Regions from separate parts of the Homo sapiens genome. Here region 2 is linked to region 1. Evidence: chromatin loops called from intact Hi-C (ENCODE). Cell type or tissue: heart right ventricle. All regions are shown on one strand.

Region 1 (8,000 bases):
TACAAAGACAGCCACTTTTAGCTACTGCTAATGAGACTTGAGTCTATTTTTGTACAAAAGAGAAGCAAAATCTTTTTTCTAAACCTGTGCCTCCCTCTCCTCGGACACCCAGGGTCTAGCCGCTGCCCTGGGTCCTGCCTGCAGTATTACAGAGGTCGTCGAAAGGTGCAGCTGCGTTCTGAGGGCGTGGGGAATGGGCAGGTGGCCTCTGCTGGTCTCTGGCTCTACGTTTAGGCACCCCTTTCCCCAGCCTCTCCTCCTTGGGCAGGGTCTCTGCTCCAGCAAGCAAACAGGGTGGCCCAGGTGGCTATTTTGAGAACTCCAGCTGGTGCCCCCAGACAGCTGCTCAGAGCCAAGGGGGCAGAGGGCTTTCAGCGCCCCCAGGCCTGCCCTGCTATTTCAGGCCCTCAGCTGTCGGGGGCCACTGTGTTTCTGTGCTCCAAGTTGAGACTCGGCCGCAGCGGCGTCAGACTTTTCTTTGCGATGTCCTCGGTTTCCCATTTGTTGCTGCTGCTGCTCATTCCACACTGTTGAGACCTTGTGGTCTCGATGCTGCTGGCCTCCCTCCGTCCCTCTGTCCACTTGTGGGTCCTGGGGTCGTCTTAGCAGAGCCACCGCCAAGGTTTGCACTCAGGGAGGGGCTGATGGAGGGCTGGGCGCCATGGGGTCAGGGAGGCCCCAGGGACCCATGGGCAGAGCTGGGGAGCCAGGAGGATGGGTCTGCCTGCTCTGGGGGTGCAGGCTCTGCAGACACCCCAATTGCTGCTCTGTTGCTGTGCCTAGTCTAGTGTCCCCCAAAGCATCGGGGGGCCACGCAAGTGTGGGTGTGTGAGTGTGCGTATGTGGGGACCCCCCAGGGCATGGTGGGGTCTGAGGCGTGTGTTCCCATTTAGGGCTGAATGAAGCCATGACTTGGAAAGGTGGTGGGGGGTGGATGGCGGCTGTGACTCAGGGCCCAGGGATCACATGGGGGTCACTGCTGCCATCAGCAGTCAGGCAGGGAGAACAGAAATGCAAAAATACAGATGTCTATTTTTCTAAACTGGGGGGTGGAGGGGTGCCTCCTGACAGCTTCCAAAGAGCTGACTGTGGAGGGCCCACAGTGTATCCCACCCCTGCCCGAGAGTCTCTCTCCTTTGGGACCCCCGGGTTCCCAGAGCTCCGAGGAAACTGATCCTTCATGTTTCAATAGCTGTTGTTGTTTTTCTCTTTGGGCCGGGCCGGGCCGGGGAAGGGCCGAGCAGGCTCCAGGAGGCCTCCAGAGTCAGCTGGACCTTGCTGTGTCGCCCGCAGGCAGCCCTGCAGACACCGGTGAGGTGGGATGATTTCAGGAGGTCCCAGCCCGGGACTGCCCGCCCCTCTGCCCTGGGAACCAGTCCAAGGGGCTGTCAGTTGAATTTGCCTTTTTGTTGTTGTTGTTGTTTTTGTTGTTTATTTGTTCTCCTTTTAAGGAATTATGAAGCTAAGAAAAGTTTTGTGTTTTGGGGGTTGGTGGACAAAGTTCTAGCTGATTAAATATGGTCTAACTTATTGATACTATTTTTTTTTCTTTTAATGTTGTACTGTGGAGAAAAACTATTTTGAGCCATGGGGTTGGTGTTTACAAGAACTTTCCACTTTTGCCAAAATGTTACAATTGAAAGGCATCTATCTGCGTCTTCAGTTTCCTGATATTTTCTTAAAAGATCTAGTGTCCTTTTTGTACACTAAACAGGTGAATGCTGACTTTTTTCATTCTCCAATAAATTTCACTGAACTGAACCTGGCAGCCCAGGCTGCCTGGCTGGTGTGTGTGGTGTGTGGGTGTTGGTGTATCTGTGTGTGTGGTGTATGGTGTGTATGTGTGTGTGGTGTGTGTTGGGGTGTGTGGGTGTGTAGTATATCTGTGTCGGTGTGTGTTGGATGTTGTGTGTGGGTGTGTAGTGTGTGTGATGTGTTAGGGTGTGTGTGTTGTATGTGTGGGTGTGTTGTGTGTGGTGTGTGTTGGGGTGTGGGGTGTGTGGTGTGTGTTGGGGATGTGTGTGGTGAGGATGTGGTGTTTGTTGGGATGTGGTATGTGTTGGGATGTGGGTGTGTGTTGGGGTGTGGTGTGTGGATGTGGTGTATCTGGGTGTGTGGTATGAGGGTGTGGTGTGTGTTGGGGTGTGTGGTGTGGGGTGTGTGTGGTGTGTTGGGGATGTGTTGAGGGTGGGTGTGTGTTGGGGTGTGTGGGTGTGGTGTGTGTTGGGGTGTGTTGGTGTGGGTGTGGTGTGTGTTGGTGTGTGTTGACCGGATGTGTGGTGTGTGTTGGGGTGTGAGGGTGTGGTGTGTGTTGGGTGGTGTGTGGTGTGTGTTGGGGTGTGTAGGTGTGTGTGTGGTGTGAGGGTGTGGTGTGTGTTGGGGGTGTGTGTGTTGGGTGTGTGGTGTGTGTTGGGGTGTGGGTGTGTGTGTAGTGTGTGGGTGTGTCACAGCCTGGTTTCTGTGGTGGCTGTCCCTGTCCTGTGGTTGGGGGTGGGCTGGCATCAGGAGGTGATGTGACCTGGGGCCGCCATAATGATGAGAAAGGGTTGTTCAGGGGCTCTGGCTGGGACCAGATAAGAAGGCAGAGTTTGCAGCCTACCTGAGCCGTTGCCTGAGAAAGGACCAAATCAGAGGGCCCTGTAGGTGACGGGGAGCGCGGGGGTGGGGGCAGGCTGGGTCAGGGCGGAGGGATAGGGAGCCATAGCAGGTGTGTGAGCACAGCAGTACCCTCTGGTGTGGATAGGGTGGGCTGAACCCAGCATTGGGATTCCTTGGCCCCCTGTGGCACCAAAGGCTACAGGAGTGGGGCTGGGGGTGGGGGAAACCAGCTGTGACTGTCTCCCTCTGATGAAAGCAGCAGCAGGTAACGGTAATATTACCTGTTCTTCCCACACTGGGGCAGGGGCATCCCCTGTGCCACTAGTGGGGATGGGGAAAAGGCCTGACGGGAGCGGCGGTGGTGCAGGTGGAACGAGCCAGGGGCCATGGAGAACATAACACTCAACCTGCCAGCCAAGGACAAGAAGGGGTGCATTTAGTAAGCGATAACACCGAAGAATAGGACCGTGGGCAAAGGTCCTGGGCCTGCAGCTGTGGGGGGGGCCTGGCCTCCCTGCCCGTCCGTGGCCTTGGCCCAAGTTCTAAGGCCACCCAGGAATCTGAGGGGCGCGGGAGGGGAAGTCATGCAGCCCAGTGGGGCAGCGTGTACCCTGCTCCCAGCATAGCCTGGCCACGCTGTTCTCCCAGGATAACATCTCTGTCCCAACATCCCAGGGCCAACACCAACCTCCTGCAGCTCACGGTCCTGCCTCCCCCGGCCCTCCAACGCCAGCCCTAAGCCAACTGCCCAGCAATACTCTGGCCATCACCCCCGCAGCCTGCAGAGGCCACAGTCAGTCCCCTGACCTTCCTGAGCCATGGATGCCATCAGTCTAGTGCCCCGGATATTCAGGAGAGCCTTCCCACCCTCATGACCTGGGCACCCTGGTAGAGAGGGGCTCAGAGCTGTTAAACCCTCTCCTGCCACCTGCCAGGGGCCCCAATTGTCCTCTTTCAACGGGCACCCCTGTTCCTGCAGCCCCCTCCTGTACCAAGCTCCACCTGGGCTCTGCAACACAGCAGTGACTCAGCCTCATCCCTGCCTTCAGGGAGCCCACACTTTGCTGGGGAATAACAGTGCATCTCACCACCGACTTCAGCACACCCAGGCCTGACTGTAGGGGCCAAACCCCCTCCTTCGGCCTTGTCAACTGCTGGGAGTGGAAGCAGCCCAGCCTCTATGCCGATTCCCTCCAGCTGCCCTGTGCCAGCTCCCATCCTCCGGCACCCTCTACAGGTGGCCCTGTGAACACAGGCTCCCCGGGGCTGGGTCTTGGGACCTTCCTCATGTCTCTCAACTACACAGGTTCCTGAATCACGTGTCGCCTCGAGGCACAAACTCCCCGATTCTCTGATCCTCCAGTACCTACAGGATGTCCAACAGTTCCATTCCCAGAGATGGTATCGGACTCCACAAGTTATGGGGGTCAGTCCCACAGGGCTGCACCTGTGTCAGATGCCACCTATACTTCTGGCAAGCAGGCTAATAAATTGCGAGTTCCCATGACCCCACTTCAGGTTTGATAATTGCTGGAACAGCTCACAGAACTCCGGAAAATGCTCACAGCCAAATGGAGGAGGCGCACAGGGCAAGGTATGGGCGGGCCGTGAAGCTTCCATGCCTTTTCCAGGCATGCCACCCTCCCAGCCCCTCCATATTTTCCCCTAAACCCCATTTTTTTTTTGAGACAGGGTATTACTCTGTTGCCCAGGCTGGAGTGCAGTGGTACAATCATGGCTCACTGCAGCCTACACCTCCTGAGCTTAGGTGATCCTCCCACCTCAGCCTCCCACGCAGCTGGACTACAGGTGTGCGCCACCAAGCCCGGCTATTTTTTGTTTGTTTGTTTGTATTGAGACGGGGTTTCCCCGTGTTGCCCAGGCTGGTCTCAAACTCCTGGGCTCAAGCGATGCGCCCGCTTTGACCTCCCAAAGTGCTAGGATTACAGGCATGAGCCACCGTGCCTGGCTGACTGCCTATTTTTCGGCTTAGGTTCTATGAAGAATGTGTATCAATGTGTTGAAACACTGTAGATCTTAAAGGGAGCAGACTGGGTGGGGGAGGGGGGCCAGCCTGCCCAGACTTCCTAGACTCTGGGTAGCATTCCTTCCTCCAGGGTATGGGCAGGACCCTCCCGGAATGAGGGTCTTCAAGGGAGCAGGCAGAGAGTGACCTTTGCCGGCTTTGTGGCTTTTTTTTTGTTTTAAGGGGAGAAGGGCTCCAGTGTCTCTGACCTGCCTTGGGGAAGAGGAATTCTGGTTTCTATGGTTTCCAGGGGAGAAAGGGGCTAGAGGCAGGAGGGCAGGAGAAGGTCGGAGAGACTCGATTCTGAGCTTTCCGATGCCCTGCTCAAAGCGCGGGGCAGGCCAAGGCCCCATAACTTGAGGCTGAGGGGAGTTTCTGTGTTCTGAGCCCCAACTGTCTCATTTGCATATATGTGATTGATTAAATCGTTGGCCACTGGTGATTGAGCTCAATGTCTAACCAAGAACCAGGAACAAACACCAAATACTCTTTCACACTCCCTATCCCCAGCCCTCAGGGTCTGCCCAAGACCCCAAACTGCCTCCCACGTAGCCAATTTTTCATCTGCCCTGTCTGGGTGGCTCAGGTGGCTTGGCCTGTAGTTTTCTTTCAGTGAACTCCTCTTCATGTCTCAAAACCCTTGCCAGCAGCCCCCTCATCTGGGGAGCCTGTCTTGCAGGGGCCCTGCCTGTGAGTTCCCACCCACTGGGGCGGGGGTGTCCCAGTCCACTTCCAACTCCCTCAGACTGGGGCCCCTTCAGGGTGAGGCCTGGACCCAGAGTCTTAAGCCCTCATCCTCCAAGGTCAGGCCCTGTCTCTTGCAAACGTTCCCAACTATCCACCTTTTGGGCCAGCTCCAGTGGTGGAAACTTTCCGGCCTCCAGGCGCTTGTTTTGGAAAGTTCCTGGGGGAGCTGCCCCGGCCTGCCCGCTGGGTTCCCACGCTCCCTTATCAGCGCGCATGAGGGGGGCGCCCTGCAGTGCAGGCCTCATTCCTCCCCTGCCTCGGCCCTGCCCGCCTGTGCGTCCCCTCCCCTTTCCAGCGAACAGCCTCCCGCTCCGGCCCACTCCTGCCAAGCCCTCCTGCTGCAGGTGGGGAAACAGGCCAAACAGGCCCCATCCTTGTGAGCCCCGTGGGGACAGAGTGACTTTGTCCCCCGAGATGGATGGGGGCGGACATGGGGAGCCAGGGGATGGGACTGCCTGGTAGGTGCTGCTGCCCACGAAGGGGGAGTAGGTGGCAGTGTGGCTCCGAGGAGATTCTGGCTTTGGAGTTCTGGTCCTCTGCCTGTTTCCCCTGCAGTGTCTCTGACCCAGACCCCCTACCTACCCCCCCGGAGGCCCAGCTTCCCTGCCCAGCTCCACCCCCTGGCTTGTGGCTGGGCTCATGTGTAGCCTCATTGTCCTCTTGTAAAGGGGGGATAGGCAGCCATGAGCCCCTGGGGGCTGCGGAGCGAGCGAGGTGAACCTATACGCGCCGCGCTCGTGGACGCCTGGCCACTTCCGCCAGGCGGGGACCCGATGGCCACGGTGGCTCTGGGTTGTCGGGCCTCGAACCGGGTCTCCAGACGTTGGGCCCCTCCCTCCCAGCGCGGGAGAGGCGGGGAAGGGGGCGGGGCGGGGGAGGGGCCGCAGCGCTTTTCTCCGGAGGTCGCGCGCCCGAGAGCCCGCGCTGTCCGCCGCCGCTGCCTGAGTCGACTCTGCGCCGGTGAGTGCGGTTCGGGGCAGGGACGGCCTCCGTGGGGACCCAGGCTGGCTTGGCCCCGGCCGCTTAGAGTCCCCGCTGACCCCCTGCTCACCCCGGGCCCCCAGCCCGCCGCGATGGAGGCCGCCGCCCAGTTCTTCGTCGAGAGCCCGGACGTGGTCTACGGCCCCGAGGCCATCGAGGCGCAATACGAGTACCGGACGACGCGCGTCAGCCGCGAGGGTGGCGTTCTCAAGGTGGACCAGGGGGCTGAGGAAGGAGGCGTGCTGGGGAGAGCGGGGCGGCTCGGGGAGAAGGGCACGGGACCCGGGATTCACTGCGCGGCCTGTCTTCAGGTGCACCCCACGTCCACGCGCTTCACCTTCCGGACCGCCCGGCAGGTGCCCCGGCTCGGGGTCATGCTTGTCGGCTGGGGCGGGAACAACGGCTCCACACTCACCGCCGCGGTGCTGGCCAATCGACTGCGTTTGTCCTGGCCCACGCGCAGCGGCCGCAAGGTGGGGGCGGGAGGGGCGTGGTGGGTAGGGAGGCTTGGTGGGAGTCCTTGCGGGCGGGGGCGGGAGCCTGCAGGGGGCGGGGCTCTGCGGGACCAGGGGGGCTGTAGGGGGTGGGGTTCCGCGGGGCGAGGGGCTGCAGGGGCGAGGGACCTGCCCGGGTCTGGAGGCCTGTAGTGGGCGAGGGACCTGCAGGGGGCGAAGCTCTGTGGGGCGGGAGGGCTTGCAGGGGGCGGGGCCTGGCTGCAGGCGGACCCCGTGGAAGGGTTTCGCGAGGTAGCGGGGACTCCTCGGGAGTCTTACAGGGGCGGAGCTTAAGGTGCCGGAGGTCTCAGGGGAGGGGCCTGGGGGCAGCGGCTTCCGTCCTGGCTGTGAGCCTGGAACTGAAAAATGCCCGAAAGTGGGGCGGGGCTTGAGAGTCTAGGTGGGGCCCAGGCCGGGTCGCGGCCCTTTCACCACTCCCACCCGTCACCTCGCCGTGTCTGCTGACCCCCAGGAGGCCAACTACTACGGCTCGCTGACTCAGGCGGGCACCGTGAGCCTGGGCCTGGACGCCGAGGGCCAGGAGGTGTTCGTACCCTTCAGCGCGGTGCTGCCCATGGTGGCGCCCAACGACCTCGTGTTCGATGGTGGGCGGAGCCCTGGGCCGGGGTGGGGCGGGATGGGAGATGGGGTCTGGAGGGGCCCAGGATCCGGGCAGGGCCGAGTGTGAGGGTCCCCCCAGGCTGGGACATCTCGTCGCTGAACCTGGCCGAGGCGATGCGGCGCGCGAAGGTGCTGGACTGGGGGCTGCAGGAGCAACTGTGGCCGCACATGGAGGCCCTGCGGCCCCGGCCTTCTGTTTACATCCCCGAATTCATCGCGGCCAACCAGAGCGCGCGCGCGGACAACCTCATCCCAGGCTCGCGTGCGCAGCAGGTGCTGTCCCATCCCGCATCCCTTGCTTCCTGCCACCTGTTCTTCGCCACTTGGTTCCCTCTTTTTGCCCCACCCCGCGAATCCAGGCCTCACTTGACACCCGGGGAACTGAGTAGCCCAGGCCTCTGTGAGTCCGAGAGTATGTACAACCAACTTCCCTACACCCTCTCCATCCTCCCCACACCCTCACCATCCAACCCACAGCTGGAGCAGATCCGCAGGGACATCCGAGACTTCCGGTCTAGCGCGGGGCTGGACAA
Region 2 (8,000 bases), 210 kb before region 1:
GGTGGATGGGTGGATGGATGGGTGGGTGGGTGGACAGGTGGGTGGATGGAAGGGCAGGTGGATGGTGAGTGGATGGAAGGGTGGACTGATGGAAGGGTGGGTGGATGGGTGCATGGATAGGTGGGTGGGTAGATGAAAGGGTGGGTGTGTGGGTGGGTGGGTAGGTGGGTAGATGGAAGGGTGGGTGGGTGGATGGAAGGGTGGACTGATGGAAGGGCGGATGGATGGGTGGGTGGGTGGGTAGATGGAAGGGTGGGTGGGTGGGTGGGCAGGTGGGTAGATGGAAGGGTGGGTGGGTGGGTGGATGGAAGTGTGGACTGATGGAAGGGTGGGTGGACGGGTGGATGGATGGGTGGGTGGGTGAAGGGTGGGTGGGTGCCTAGGTGGGTAGATGGTAGGGTGGATGGGTGGGTGCATGGAAGGGTAGACTGATGGAAGGGTGGGTGGATGGGTGGATGGATGGGTGGGTGGGTAGATGGAAGGGTGGGTGGCATGGGTAGGTGGGTGGATGGAAGGGCAGGTGGATGGGTGGGTGGATGGAAGGGTGGACTGATGAAAAGATGGGTGGATAGGGGCAGGTGGGTGGGTGGGCGGATGGGTGGGTGGGTGGTGGGGTGGATGGACAGGTGGAGGTATGGATGGTCAGGTGGGTGGGTGAACTGGTGGACATAGGTGTGAACAGGTGGGTAAGAAGGAGTGAGTGGGTGGCAGATAGATGAATGGTGGATGAAGGGTGGGTGGATAGATGGACAGATAAATCCACATCTTTGTGCTGGGCCGGCCCTGAAGAGCCCCTGTCTTGCTCTTCCTGCTGTTTAGCTCCACATGCATCCTCCAGGCTCAGGCAGAGCCTTGGTGAGCAGTCTCAGCCCTCTGAGCCTCAGTCTCCCCATCTGCATCATGGTGATGATCATAGGACCCACCCACTTGGGACCATGAAAAGGCCAAAAAGCACCTGTGCACTGGCCAAAGAAGGTCTCTGCTGGCCATACCTAGTGTCCCTCTGCCTCTTGTTTACTGTGTGGCCTTGGATGAGCCCCTGAACCTCTCTGTGCCTCAACTTCCCCATCTGTAAAATGGGATGATAGCCGTGCCCCTTTTCTAGGCTGCCTGCCGACAACGGAGCCAGGAACCAGAACTGCACCACCCCAGTTGATGGCCTTATACAAAGTGGGTGCTCCCTTGGTTCGTGGAGGCTGTTCTGATGGGGACGCCCCAACACTGTGGTCCAGGTACAAGCCAGGATGGGAGGGGTGCTGTGGAGGCAGAGAGCTTGCTGCTGGCCAGGGAGGTGGGGTTTGAGGGTGAGTGAATGAGTGAGGTGGCAGGTGGATGGCTCCCAGGTGGCAGCACTGGGCTGGAGCCCAACTCTTTTTTTTTTTTTTTTTTTGAGATGGAGTCTGGCTCTGTCACTCAGGCTGGAGTGCAGTGGTGTGATCTCAGCTCTCTGCAACCTCCACCTCCCAGGTTCAAGTAATTCTCCTGCCTCAGCCTCCTGAGTAGCTGGGACTATAGGCGCCCACTACCACACCTAGCTAATTTTTGTATTTTTAATAGAGACGAGGTTTCATCACATTGACCAGGCTGGTCTCGAACTCTCGGCCTCAGGTGATCTGCCCGCCTCGGCCTCCCAAAGTGCTGGGATTACAGGCGGGAGCCACCGCACCTGGCCTGCTGGAGCCCAACTCTTATCTTAGCTCACTGCTTGTTCCTCCCCACAAGACCTCCTGGCCCGAGTCCTAGTGTATGTGATCCTTCAGGATCCACCGCGAAGCCCTCAGTGGGACTCTCCTGCACATCCTGTCTCTGGACCTTTGCTCATGTTGTGCTCTGTGCTGAGTGGCCAACCCTCTTGCCCTCAGACCCTTCTCCCTCCACCACACTCCTGAGCCCACCAGCATTTCTGCACTCAGCACCTCTGCTGCCTCCACCCCAGAGCCTTCTCTGCCATGGCTTTCCTCACCCTCATGGCCCAGCTGGGTCCCCATCCAGGGCTGACGAGTGGGCAGGTCTCGGCCTGAGGCTTCCCTTTCCCATTCCCTCCCACTGAGGTGAGACTGCTTCTGCCACAGCCCATCCCCCGACTTGGTCCCACTGCATTGGGCCGGCAGCAGGGACCACTTGAATGAGCAAATCCCTTCACTCCACAGTTCAGGCAAGTAGGTACATGACTGCACAGCTCCAGAGCACCGCTTGGAAACCCAGTGAAATTCTAGCACTGCTGAATTCTAGCATGTCGGGGTGGTAACGTGCTGCAAGGCAGCCCACCCCACTGCCTCCACTGGCAGGACAGGTGTTGAAGCCCCAGAAGGGACGGGGCTGCCACATGGCACTGCTCATCCCCAGCAGAGCCAGGCCAGATGCAGGCACTCCACAGCTTAGCCCAGCACCTTCCAAAGACAACACAAATTTCAGCATCAGAGGGGGTCTGTCATGAATATCTTCATTTTTGGGGTGTTTACCATCCCTCCCCTCTTCTCATAAGGGCCCCCTGTTCTCCTCTGGAACCTCCTCTTCTCTATGCTCAGCCCCAGTGGTGGAGATCAGGCAGATCCCATTGCTGGGCTGAAAATATGGATGTGACACAGACTGGACAGAGGCTCCAGGGCCCCTGGCCATAGGGATTCATCCTGGGATGGGGACTTGGCCCTTCTGATCCAATCAGAGCCTTCCCTGGGATTTTTACTGGAGCCACCAGGATGAAGGGTCGCCTTCCTGGTGGTGTTGGCAGGCTAGTGGAGTGGCAAGGTGAGGTCCCCTTTCTACCAGGTGGGCAGCACCCAGACAAGAGGGATGACAGAGCTGAAAGAAGGGAGCCACAGATTCCAGCCTTCAGACCTTGCACCCCAACGTACCTAAAACCGGGTGTCTCCTTGCACTTTTTAAAATGTGAACTTCGAGTCTTTAACTGACGGCAGTATCTTGGGTTTCTGGCTCTCCCCACCAAGAGGGGCCTCGGATGTCAGGAGGCTCAGATCCAGCCACGGCATTCCAGACGAGCCTCTGGAAAAACCACTGTGGCCTTAACACTTTTCCAGCTGCCGCCTCTCCCTGCAGTGCACACCAGCTTCCTACCGGGGCTGAGGGGTCAGGAAGCCCCGCTGAGGGCCATTCTGAGGGCGAGTGGGCGGCGGCCATCCCCAGCCGCAGCCCCGCCTGTCTGTGACGAGACAGACGGCTCCACTCCGTCCGCCACGACTCCCAGAAAAGGTCAGCAAGCTGCCCGCGCCCCTGACCAATGCGAAAGTTCAGCAACTCTAAATGCTAACAGACTGGAGGCGTGACTGAGGCTGGAACGGCAAAGGGGCCCGGTGCCATCAGCCTTGGCGAGGAAAACATCACCCGTCATCTGTGCAAGTGACTCACGTGGAGTATAAACATTTGTGCGCTCCTGACCCCCCGCTTCACACGACAGAGAGCCACGAGGACCCGAGGAGGGGGAGCCAGAGGAGAGACCTAGCGCAGCCCTCCTGGGACAGGACGGACTTCACCAAGGAGAACGCGTGCTTCCAACTCGAACTTCAGTCCTGGAAGTTTTTCAGATAGAGGATGACTCAGGCTGATGGCAACAGAGAGGGTGTCTTGGGGGTCCTCTGTGGGGCTCCCCTACGTGTCTGTCATCTCACAGTCACCTTGACACTCCTTCCACCCCGCTCCGGGAAAATGTCCCGCTCTCAGACGATCTGGGTGATCACATGCCTCTCTGCTCTGCCTCCTTAGGCAGACTGCCTCAAATTCTAACATCCCGTGGAGAGCAGAACTCTCCGGATATCCAGCCCAGACCGCTCCCGCCCGGGTCCGTCTTTGACCCCTGTGGAATTTCACAGTTGTGGCGTCAGTAAACATCTTCGGCCTCGATCCTCGGGTGACCCCCCTCCAGGCCTTTACAAGCCTGAAGGTCCACCCCTCAAGATCTCCTCCAGGCCCAGCCTGTTCAATTCCGGAAGCCCTTGCCCTCGCAGGAAAGGTCTGTGATTCCCCCAAGGTGCTGGTTACTTCCTCCCAGATCACAATATTTTCAGTGTGCACCGTGGTGGTGCACACAGAGCGATCAGGCACTCCGCTGCGCAGTGAGGGGTCTGAAATCACGCTGGACATGCACCAAAATCCACTCTGCAGAGGAGGAATGCTAGGGAATTGCTGGCGCAGCCGTTGGAGACGAGTCCTGTGAATTCTGTGCGGCCCTCTCCGGAGAGACATGTGGAAGGGGCGGGGTGGGGGGCAGGAAGGGACTGGAGGCTGGGGTTAACAAGTGTTAAGAGAGCTGGTCCGCACAGCTGCAGAGCGGCTACCAGAGGAGGAGGGCGGGGCTGCCGGCAGCGGGAACCCAGCGGGCTTGGCCCCCACTTCCACTTCAGACAGCTGGACAGGGAGAGAGCGGCTGTCGTTTGCCGCCTTTGCTTTAACATGCAGGGCTGAGGTTTTGCTCACTCACTAAAGACAGCACACGCAAAACGGTATGGTGCCCTGGGCTCTGTAACAGGTAACAGGGCTGGTTTACTGACAACATGCCTGTGAATTTCTGCTTCTCCGCCCACACCCTGCTGGTTCAATGAAGTGAAGAGGAAGAGGCGGATGACCCTCGGCCAGCCTGGGCATGCAGAGCTATGCCAGGAGGCTTCCCCTCTGGTATGCATCGAAGACTGTTCGGGGTGGGGTACTCACTGGATCTACACTCAAAAGCATCCATCCCGTGCCAGTAGCTGTGCCAGCGCCAGGACCACCACTGTAAAAAGATCTGATAAAGCCCTGCCCTTGGGGAACGTACATTCTACAGGGACATGGGTCCTCAAGCAGAGAATGTACCATGACGACAGGGCGAGCAGTGGCGCCACGGTGGACACAGTGGCCAGGCCCCGAGGAGACAACACTTGAGCCGTGCAAATCACTGGGACAGGACATTCCAGTGAGCGTGCTTCAGAGCCCAGCAGAGCCGTCAGAGCTGCGGAAGCTCAGGGGCCCAGCGGGTCACATCAAGAAGTAGATTTTGTTCTGAGAGTGAGGGAGCCACTGGCAGGTGGCCGGCAGGGGAGTGAGGTGGTCTGATTCCTGCCTTAGGAGGGTCCCGCTGGCTGGAGTTGGGGATGATGCCCAGAAGGGGAAGAGCCAGGAGTGGCTCTGAGCTGGGATGGGGAGGAGAGAGCAGGAGGAGCTGGCTCCAGGCTGTGGCTCGAAGGTGGAACCCACAAGAGATGCTACCTGAGGACCTCCTGGGCAGCTGCAGCCAGACTGAGGCCTTCTCTCAGGAGGAGGGACATTCCCAGGACTGGGACCTGCTGGTGGGAAGACCTGAAGCCCTCAAGGACTGTGGGAGCTCCAAGTGGCACGAACCCTGAGCAAGGAGAGGCATGAAGGGCTTTTCTGGAACACAGGAAGGGCTGCGAATCCCCTAGGCCAGGTGGCGCCTCCAAGTCTGCTGCTTGTTGCAGGCAGTGCAGCCGCGCGGGACCAAGGACAACCCTGACCTTCAGCCTGCCCGGTGGGGAGGGCAGAAACTGGCCACCACTATCAGTCAGCACAAGCTCAACCTCCAGGCATCCCCAAGCCTGCGTGTGCCTCTCCATCCCTCCAGGGCCCACCTTGGCCGAGGGTCCCTTGTCTCTTGCCAGAGGGATCCTTTCTTTTTTGAGACAGAGTCTCACTTTGTCGCCCAGGCTGGAGTGCAGTGGTGCAATCTCGGCTCCTGGGTTCAATCGACTCTCGTGCCTCAGCCTCCAGAGCAGCTGGGACTACAAGCACCCGCCACTGCGCCCAGCTAGTTTTGTGTATTTTTAGTAGAGACTGGATCTCACTATGTTGCCCAGGCTGGTCTCGAACTCCTGACCTCAAGTGATCTACCCGCCTTGGCCTCCCAATGTGCTGGGAATACAGGTGTGAGCCACCACACCCGGCCTACAGAGGGATCCTTTCAAAACAGGAGGCTGACTGATATGCCGCTCACCCAAACCCTGCCCTGGCCCCCTGGCCCAGCCAGCCCGGAAATGACCGCACGACGTTCTCTAACTCCTGCTGGCATGTATGCGCCCCATGGGCAGGGTCCATCTGTCCCATGGACCCTTCATGTCCAGCACCAGGCATGGGGTGGACACAGGAGACTGTGGCACCTGCACAAAGGCAGAGAAATGTGTCTAACAAATCCTGTCCACAGAGCAAAGAGCTGGGGATGCCGGGACACATGCTGCCCAGTCACCCCTTGCCTTCAGTAGATCCCACCCCCTTCTTCCAGGATCCAAGGCCCCAAGTCGCTGAATTATTTCTATCTGTGTCCTTCCCCCTCATCCTCCTCTCTCCCTCCCCATTCTCCTGTTCTTTTTCTCCTCCTCTCTCTTTCCTCCTCCTCCTCTCTTCCTCCTCCTCTTCCTCCTCTTTTTCTCCTCCTCCTCTTCCTCCTCCTCCCTCTCATCTCCTCCTCCTCTTCCTCCACTCTTCCTCCTCCTCCTCTCTTCCTCCTCCAGGGCCTCTTAACACCAAATCTAAAACATTCCCTAAAACCAAAGGGTAAGACACACACACACACACAAATATCAGAAAAAGGAAAAAACCAAAGGGCTGGAGTGAGGAGAAAGCCTCCCTTTTACAGTGTCTGAGGAGAGGTGGGTGAGATAAAAAGTAATCGCCGTGGGGGAGGTGGGATGACATTCGCAGGGGCTCCCTGGAGATGGTGCGATTATGGCGGAGGGTAATAAAGCCTTTCTTCCCCGGTAACTACGGACAACGACAAGGAGGCCGTCCCGGGGGTCACAGCTACCAGGTGGAAACAGTCCAGCTGTGACGATCGCACTGCACGATTCAGGTTGAAGTGAGTGCTTTCAGAGCAATTCCACTCCCAGAGCTCTTGGGACCTGCCGACAAGGAGGGGAGGAGAGGGTGGCCTCCTTCCCAGAGAAGGGGCTCAGCTGTGAGGGGCAGATCGAGTGGCCTGGATGTGGCTCGGCCTGTGGGCCAGTGCCCTTCTTGGGCTGGCCCAGTTCCACCTGCCCCCATCCCTGCTGAGACGCGCCACCCCCCGCCGCCCCTGCCCCCGCCCTGCCGAGCTCCTGCTCCCAGGCCTACTCCTGGCGGAACCTGCCCTCTCCAGCTCACGCTGGACGTGCTCTACTCTCTCGCTGCCCCTGCTGCTGTCCCTCTTACGGCCCAAGTCATGGCACTACTGTCTTCCCAATGGCTCAAGTTCACCCTCTCCTTTCCCTGCCTGACACACGCACGCCACATCAAGGCTTGCTGGCATTGACGATCCCCTCAAGGCCCATGCGGGCATGGCGGGCAGAAGGATGGCAGTGTCCCCATCATGGGCGTCAGCACTGCCACAGTAACACTGATGAGGTACATGTGACCTCTCCCCACTCGTTTCCTCCCAGACACCCCCCACCTGGTGGGCCTGGAGCCCCATTTCCCAGATGAGGAATCTGTCACAGCCACAACCCATAAAGAGGGAGCCACAGTCACCCATGGGTATGATGAGACACCTCATGCCGCCATATCTGACCACATTTTCCAGGAGAAGGACTTGAGTCCACGTCTTGGAAGGGTCAAAATCCTCCTTCTGAAAGGGGCATGAGGCCGGGCGCACTGGCTCATGCCTGTAATCCCAGCACTTTGGGAGGCCAAGGCAGGTGGATCACCTGAGGTCAGGAGTTCGAGACCAGCCTGGCCAACATGATGAAACCCCATCTCTCCTAAAAATACAAAAACTAGCCAGGCATGGTAGTGGGCGCCTGTAGTCCCAGCTACTTGGGAGGCTGAGGCAGGAGAATCACTTGAACCCAGAAGGCGGAGGTTGCAGTGAGCCAAAATCATGCCACTGCACTCCAGCCTGAGCTCAGAGTGACGTCAAAAAAAATTAATAATAATAAAAAAGAAAGGGGCAAGAGGCCAAAGGAATGAGAACTTCCCCAAAGTAGCAAGAACCTCCTTGGGAAGCCACCTCTTCCCCTAAGTCTTCCTAGCAGGAGCTGGGGGGCTGGACCCTTCCAAGGCCTCTGGGCTTGGTGGAGATGATC

Evidence for each region. Peaks named below come from ENCODE experiments on the same cell type or tissue, not always from the same donor. Only the 100,000 strongest peaks of a DNase experiment are listed, where the experiment ranks them.
Region 2: it touches region 1 in a loop (2.4-fold over the local background); 3 of 110 quality-filtered maps call a loop at or near these places.

What each region holds. Positions count from the first base shown.
Region 1 is chr19:18,436,424-18,444,423 of GRCh38, reverse strand. ISYNA1 (inositol-3-phosphate synthase 1) reads left to right here and starts at 6,291. Exons shown (of 11, transcript NM_016368.5): 1 at 6,291-6,331; 2 at 6,436-6,564; 3 at 6,664-6,825; 4 at 7,319-7,451; 5 at 7,547-7,740; 6 at 7,945-8,000. The coding sequence starts at 6,445. ELL (elongation factor for RNA polymerase II) reads left to right here. Exons shown (of 12, transcript NM_006532.4): 12 at 1-1,761. RefSeq lists silencers at 2,564-2,613, 6,214-6,433, 6,914-7,053 and enhancers at 3,407-3,466, 3,627-3,746, 5,092-6,078, 6,079-7,066, 7,994-8,000. In heart right ventricle, CTCF peaks have their summits at 3,844 (motif pointing left) and 7,100; DNase peaks (open chromatin) are centred at 5,568, 6,333, 7,203, 7,952 and 1 weaker place; H3K4me3 peaks cover 2,348 bases; H3K27ac peaks cover 3,356 bases.
Region 2 is chr19:18,645,980-18,653,979 of GRCh38, reverse strand. All of the region lies in intron 1 of KLHL26 (kelch like family member 26), which reads right to left. Among named protein-coding and RNA genes, the nearest start is that of KLHL26, 13 kb to the right of the region's middle. RefSeq lists enhancers at 2,007-2,594, 4,265-5,075, 5,076-5,886. In heart right ventricle, no CTCF peak of the experiment used is centred here; DNase peaks (open chromatin) are centred at 3,209, 3,769, 4,189 and 4,885; H3K4me3 peaks cover 2,208 bases; H3K27ac peaks cover 4,966 bases.